2 separate regions of the Homo sapiens genome follow, and region 2 is linked to region 1. A link is a contact called in ENCODE Hi-C or POLR2A ChIA-PET data. All regions are on one chromosome and are shown on one strand. The core of a region is the stretch at or near the end of the contact, and the rest is flanking DNA. Distances in the headings are between cores, read along the strand shown.

Evidence for each region. Hi-C counts contacts between places; a loop is a spot of excess contacts on that map. ChIA-PET counts read pairs that join two places held with the same protein, here RNA polymerase II (POLR2A). Pooled maps may share reads with other maps.
Region 2: a map of heart right ventricle shows a loop between it and region 1 (2.1-fold over the local background). The contact joins two enhancer-like sites. A Hi-C loop is called at or near these places in 2 of 168 maps with a recorded cell type or tissue (both heart right ventricle), 2 of 37 single-sample maps with no recorded cell type and 4 of 50 pooled maps. POLR2A ChIA-PET finds 5 or more read pairs at or near these places in 1 of 52 experiments (PC-3).

Annotation. Positions count from the first base shown.
Region 1 is chr6:12,419,136-12,422,301 of GRCh38, reverse strand. No RefSeq gene overlaps it. Among named protein-coding and RNA genes, the nearest start is that of EDN1, 130 kb to the right of the region's middle. Within about 2 kb of position 1,526, at least 2 of the 41 ENCODE cell types and tissues checked have a DNase peak (open chromatin) inside an H3K27ac peak, as active enhancers do; they include PC-3, where a contact is called at or near this core.
Region 2 is chr6:12,294,839-12,298,004 of GRCh38, reverse strand. It overlaps EDN1 (endothelin 1), which reads right to left. Exons shown (of 5, transcript NM_001955.5): 5 at 811-2,043. The coding sequence ends at 1,938. Among named protein-coding and RNA genes, the nearest start is that of EDN1, 6.1 kb to the right of the region's middle. Within about 2 kb of position 1,629, at least 4 of the 41 ENCODE cell types and tissues checked have a DNase peak (open chromatin) inside an H3K27ac peak, as active enhancers do; they include PC-3, where a contact is called at or near this core.

The sequences.
Region 1 (3,166 bases), core at 277-2,776:
CCAGGACCCCTGCATATACCAAAATCCATGTATGCTGAGGTTCCCCGCGTCAGCCCTGAGGAGCCCTAGTACACAAAACGTCTGCCCTCTGTATATAAGGGTTTTGCATCCCTCCAATATTGTATTTTCAATCCACACTTGGCTGAAAAAAATCTGCGTAAAAGTGGACCCGTGTAGTTCAAGCCTGTGTTGTTCAAGGGTCAATTGTATGTATCTTTGGAACAAGCCAATAAACTAGGTACTTGTGATAGCCATGTCCAAAACGGCTCCCAGTGATCCCTGCTTTCTGGTGCAAGGGTGTATTTCGCTCCCACACTGAACCAGAGTTGATCTGTGGGACCAGTGAAATACTGCAGAAGTGATGATGTGTGACCTCAAGGCTAAGCCACAGAAAGCATTACAATTGCCACCTTGGTCTCTTGGGTCACTTATTCTGGGGGAAGCCAGATGGCATGCGATGTGGACTCTCAAGCAGTCCTATCTCTATAGGCCTTTGTGGGGAGAAACTTAAGCTTCCTGCCAACAATAAGCCACATTTTGTCATTTATGTGAGTGAACCTTGGAAGTGGATTCTCCAGCCCTAGGTGAGCCATCAGATGACAGCAGCCCCAGCTCAGAGAAACCCCAAGCTGAAACTGCCTGACTAAGATGTTCCTGAATTCCTACCCAGAGAAACCAGGAGAGATCTTAAGCCACTATGGTTTCAGGTGATTTGTTACACAGCATTAATACAATACTATTATTATTCCCATTTTACAGTTGAGAAAACTGAGCCATGGAGAAGTTGAGTAAATTAAGATTACTCAGCTATAAAGAATATATTTGGGAATCAAAATTAGGTGGTTTGTCTCCAAAAATCTGTGTTCCTAAAAACTATGCAATAAAGTAACTCGTCTGTATTGTCATGTCCCAATTGGTAGAGAAGAAGTTACAACGGTGATGATAAGCCTAAGAAATTAGATTCATGCAAACACCTTTCAAGTTGTCTAAGTATTGCCAATTGTTTCAAAATTATTAGACCATCAAAATGCTATCCTTCTATTCCAGCCCTGAGGCTTTTTTTCACTGATATTCCAGAAACACAGACTATGGATTCTCTGCTATAGGTGGGTCTACAAATAGACTCTCATATCTCACATCACTTCTGCTTTAAGTTAAGCCTACATTCAGGTTTTTACCACCTTTGAAAACTAAGTGCCTGTTTATATCCTCAAGAAAATTTCCACATGGCATAGGAGAAGTCCAGGTGTTGAGGACACAGAAAAGCCTCTGTCTCTGCAGTTACCAGTTGTGTGACTTTGGACAAAGGATTTTATGCCCAGGTGCCATTCCCAGCAAATCTGATTAAACTGCTCTGGGATGAGGCCTAGGCACGGGCCTTTGTAAAGCTCTCTGAGTGATTCAGTGTGCAGCCAGCATTGCAAATTACTCATGTAATCTCTCGCAGTCTCGGTTTTCTCATTTGTTAAGTGGAGGCAGTACGACTGAGCCTGTGGTGGGTTTTTTTGTGTGTAAGGATTAAGGGTAAGCAATGAAGGCAAAGCTCCAAGTGTGGTGTTTGGCACATAGCTGGTACACAATGAATGCCATCCATCAGTATTTGTGGTTTGTTTTAAATGTTTAATGTATTACACAAAAGTATAATACTTACTCAGATGCAGCGATTGATTTGCTTTCCCTAGAGAATCCTTCTTTTATATTTAGAAATTCCTTCCTACCTGGAGAGCAAGTAAGTACACATCTAATTGTCTTCAAGTTTCTTATGATTTTATTTTTACACTCATCACATTTATCTGGAGTTTATCTTACTAAGTAATGTAAGATAGGGCTTGAGATGGATTTTTTTCCCCAAAGAGCTCAATTTTCCCCCAACAAGCATTGAATCCATTCCTTCCCTCATTGATTAGTGAGGACATCTTAGTTATTTATTAGAATTGTAGGCATATACTGTCATTTATTTCTGGTGTGACTACTCTCATAAATGGATTGCTTCTTTATATTTCTATTAGCTTTGTTTTAAATGCTTAATTATGAGGGTTTTGCAATGCCTTTAATATCTATTGGGTAAATTCAAATATTTATCTTTCTTCTTTTTCCAGAAGTGTTTTCAATATTCTTGATGGAGATACCTTTTAAAAATATCAGATTCTTAACCTCCCTTAAATCCTTCAGTATCTCCTCATCAACTAACTGAGTCACTAAACTTCTCCACTAAGGTAACCTAAATGGAAAGAAAAGTTAATTATTTACCCAGGATCAGGAGATACTGTACAAAGCAGGCCACCAGAAGACCAAGATAATACCTAGTGTTTCCTCTTTAAAATATAAGCAACTTTACAATCTATTTTTTAATACATCTACTTCTTTTTTTTTTCAAATAAAGTTTTTCAAATAAAATAGCACTTTACTAGAGATGACGTGTGTTTATTCTGTTGCTTTAAGTAGCACTTGTTCCCTGTGCCTACGTGCCTTGGGAGTAACCCAGTTTGAAAAGGAAGGACTTACTGCAAAAAAATGCAAGCATTGTGTCATGACATGCTGGGCCCATTTTTATTTAGCTCCTGTGTATCTTAAAGATTCTTTTTCTATCATACCTCAGATGTATCCAAAGCCACCACTACCGCACAACTTGCAGTGCCTTAATGATAGTGCTATGGATAATGATAGTGCTATGAAGTATGTGACACAATAGACAGCATCTTTTGACTTCTTCCTAAAAGCTATCTCATATACAAGGAATATTTTTTAAATGGCATGCCCTTTGAACCAGTAACTCCATTTCTATATATTTATTCTAAAATACTAGTCAAAAAAAGTAGACAAGTGTGTAACATGCATTAGGTCATGTGGTTGTTTGAAAATTAGTCCACAAATTCTTTGACACTCCTCTCTCAAAAGGTGGGGCCTAATTCTCTTTCCCTTGAGTGTAGGTCACAATAGCGACTTGCTTCTAATGATTTCAAAGTGGCAGAAGTGACGGTATGAGACTTTTGAGATTTCAAAAAGGCATTTCAACTTTCTCCTTGCTTTCTTTCTTAGGTCATGCTGAGACCAGCTGCCATGTTGGTAGGATGCTCAAGTAGCTCTAGAAAGAGATTCACCTGGCAAAGAACTTAAACTTCCTGCCAGGAACTAGTGCTGACTTGCTAGTCACATGAGCCATTAT
Region 2 (3,166 bases), core at 380-2,879, 120 kb after region 1:
GCTAATATTTGTTAAATGCCAGGAATTCCTTCAGACACTATTAGAGAAGGGCAAGGAAGATTCTCGAGGGCTAATCAAGCTCTTAGAGAATTCAGTTAGTAGTGACCATTTGCAATACTGCAATTGCAATACTGTGCTCTCCAGTGAGCTGACAAGGCCAGCCAAGGCAAAGTGGAGAGGAAGTGGTGCTTTGTGGCAGAGGACCTAGAATCAGTACCTGGTGTCTCTACCTCCATGGGCACACGGCCAGTCCTAGGCTATCACGAAGAAGCAATGGTACTCAATGTTCCTTAAGAAACAACATCCTTAATGTGAGAAAATAAAAAGCCATTGGAAACCTCTACTTGCTCTGAGCAGGCCATTTTCTAAAAGCAACTTTGGTATATAACTTTGTATAATTAGGTATGTTTTGGGGGGTTGTCTTGCCATTACTTCCTTCAGTCCATTAATATGGATAAAGCATCTCTCACCACACCATCAGCTTAAACTGTTGAATCCTGCCTAATAGCCTGAGCCAAGTTAATGGATGAAGTCCCTGGAGAATTTTTCAGGTGAAGGAGAAGCAGGAGGCTGCTACCCAAGAGAAGACAGAGGTGTTAAAGCTGCTTTTTTGTTTTGTGTTTTTACCTCAATGCAGTATAAAATCAACATTTAAGATACAGATAAAATTCTTTATATAATTAGCTTAGACCGTAATATCCTTCTAATTGTCACTTTTCTATGAAACCGTCTTTAACCATTTATTTGCCTTTATGGTACTTAATCACGTTGGCCCACTCCTTACAAATTTCAGTAATGATTCCAAATCAGTACAGTAAGGAAAAAAATATTTATTTTCTAAAGTCATTACCTTGACAGGCAAAACAAAGCATGTTCTCAATTTCATTTAGAAATACATATTTTAAAAATACATAGACCAATATGGCCTGCCCAAACAGATATTTAACATGGTAAATATAAGGAATAAATTGTTTGAATATAAATATCTATAAAAAAATAAGTACATCAAAATTCAATCCAACCTCTTTCATTAGCCGGTTATATAAAGGAAAATAATTTTACTGCTTTAAAGCGTAACAAACACTTACTTTTCAATATATTTCATAAACAACCCTATACCATTGTGTCTCCAAAAATCAAGGACAGGGAATCTCCTGATTTAATGATCTTTTTTTTCTTATGGATCAGAGCTAGTAGATTACCATGAAAATATTATATCTACTGCTGACACATTAGACCAGACTTCTACGAGGCTAGGATTTAGTATGGGGGATGGAGGAAGGGGCAGCAGGGGTGGGAAGAGTTTGGGGAGGCAATAATTAAATGTGGGAAATACTTCTGCCAGAGTGCAATATAGGTGAGGTAGACTCATATTCATGAAACATATCCTGATTTATGGTAGTAACAGTTTCATTCAGTTTTGCATTTTACAAATTTAAACAAAAGTCTTTCTTTTTTTTTTCTTTACTTGCATGTTTGTCTTTTGAGTGTGTTTTCAATTTGTGCATTCCTTAGAAAATCTTTGTGTGGACTTTGGAGTTTCTCCCTGAAATGTGCCAGGCGCCTGAGTCAGACACAAACACTCCCTTAGGACCTTCGTCAGAAACTCCACCCCTGTGTGGAATCTCCTTCCTCTCTCTCTCTCCGGAGGATGCCACCCGAATTCGAATGTGACTGTGTGTTTCTGCTGAGAGGTCCATTGTCATCCCCAGATGAAAGAAGAGACCAAAGCAGTTACCACTGATGGAAGCCAGTGAAGATGGTTGGGGGAACTCCTTAACCTTTCTTGGAATGTTTTGAACGAGGACGCTGGTCCTTTGCCAGTCAGGAACCAGCAGAGGATGCTCCTGCTCTGATCCCAGCCAGGGTGGAGAGTGCAGAGTCGGCCACAGGGCTCTCCGTGGAGGCTATGGCTTCAGACAGGCCCCGAAGGTCTGTCACCAATGTGCTCGGTTGTGGGTCACATAACGCTCTCTGGAGGGCTTGCCTTTCAGCTTGGGATCATGAAAAGATGATTTGACGCTGTTTCTCATGGTCTCCGACCTAATAAAGCAAGATAAGAGAAAACAAATGTTATTTTAAAAAAATCACCCTTTGGCAAAAGAAACATGTAAAATTAGAATCTGGCACAAACAAAACCTGAATCTGGTTGTGAACTTTCACCACCCGCCGCAACTCTTTGATAAAACCTCAAGTGATATCTATTACCATTGTAAAAATAAAGCCTGCCCCTATGCTTAGAATGGGAGCGAGGGGTCATATGGTCAAGTCTAAGGGGAAGTGGGCAGTAAATACAGGTTTTAAATAAACTAGAGTTGTTCTGGTTTCTTCCGTAGCCCCATCCCAACCTTCATCACTATGTGACCCTGCCTTGAGGAACTCAGCATAGGTTTTGAATAGTTATGGCCATCTTAATAAATTGACGGTGACTTAGTTGAAAAGAGAGAAAAAGAAAAGAAGCATACAGTAGGCCCAGAGCAAATACTTTATGGCAATTATTTTTAAAAAGATTTTTTTTTTTTGCAGGCCTAATGTTTTACAGGAGAAATACAGAGGGAAGAACTGTAATGTTGATTTAATAGTTGGCATAATAAAAACCCATAAAAAATTCCAGGTTAGTTCAGAAACTGATCTCGTGGGGAGCATTACTGGCCTGCGACCATAAATATGGATACTCTCATAAGCAGGTGTGAAGAAACCGATAGCTGAGGCTGCCCCACAAATCAGTAGTAAATAACTCAGAAGTAGTTCATGACTGCCTGGCCTGAGCTCAGAACACTTTAATCATAGAACTTCTTGCCACTGGATTTCTAAGAGAAGTTTCCATAGACCATGATAGAAAAATGCAGAACATGTGGTAGATCAGAGAGTAGGTTTCCTCCTTTGAGCTTGTGAATTCCAAAAAGTTTAGGATTTGGAAGGGTTATCACCAAAGAGCAGCTCAGAGCAACTCTATGATGTTGCCTAATCCAGATCCCTTCTCTGTCCCAGCACATGACTGACCAGGAAAAGAGAGAGCTTTTTGGAATGACATTGGCTCTGCACCAAACACATTTCCCTATTTAAAAAAAAAAAAAAAAAAAAGACCATAAACCTGAAAAACAGCATGTTCTAAATTCTACCAACCCTATCTAATGACTTTATTTTTCCTTTGGCCATCTGAATA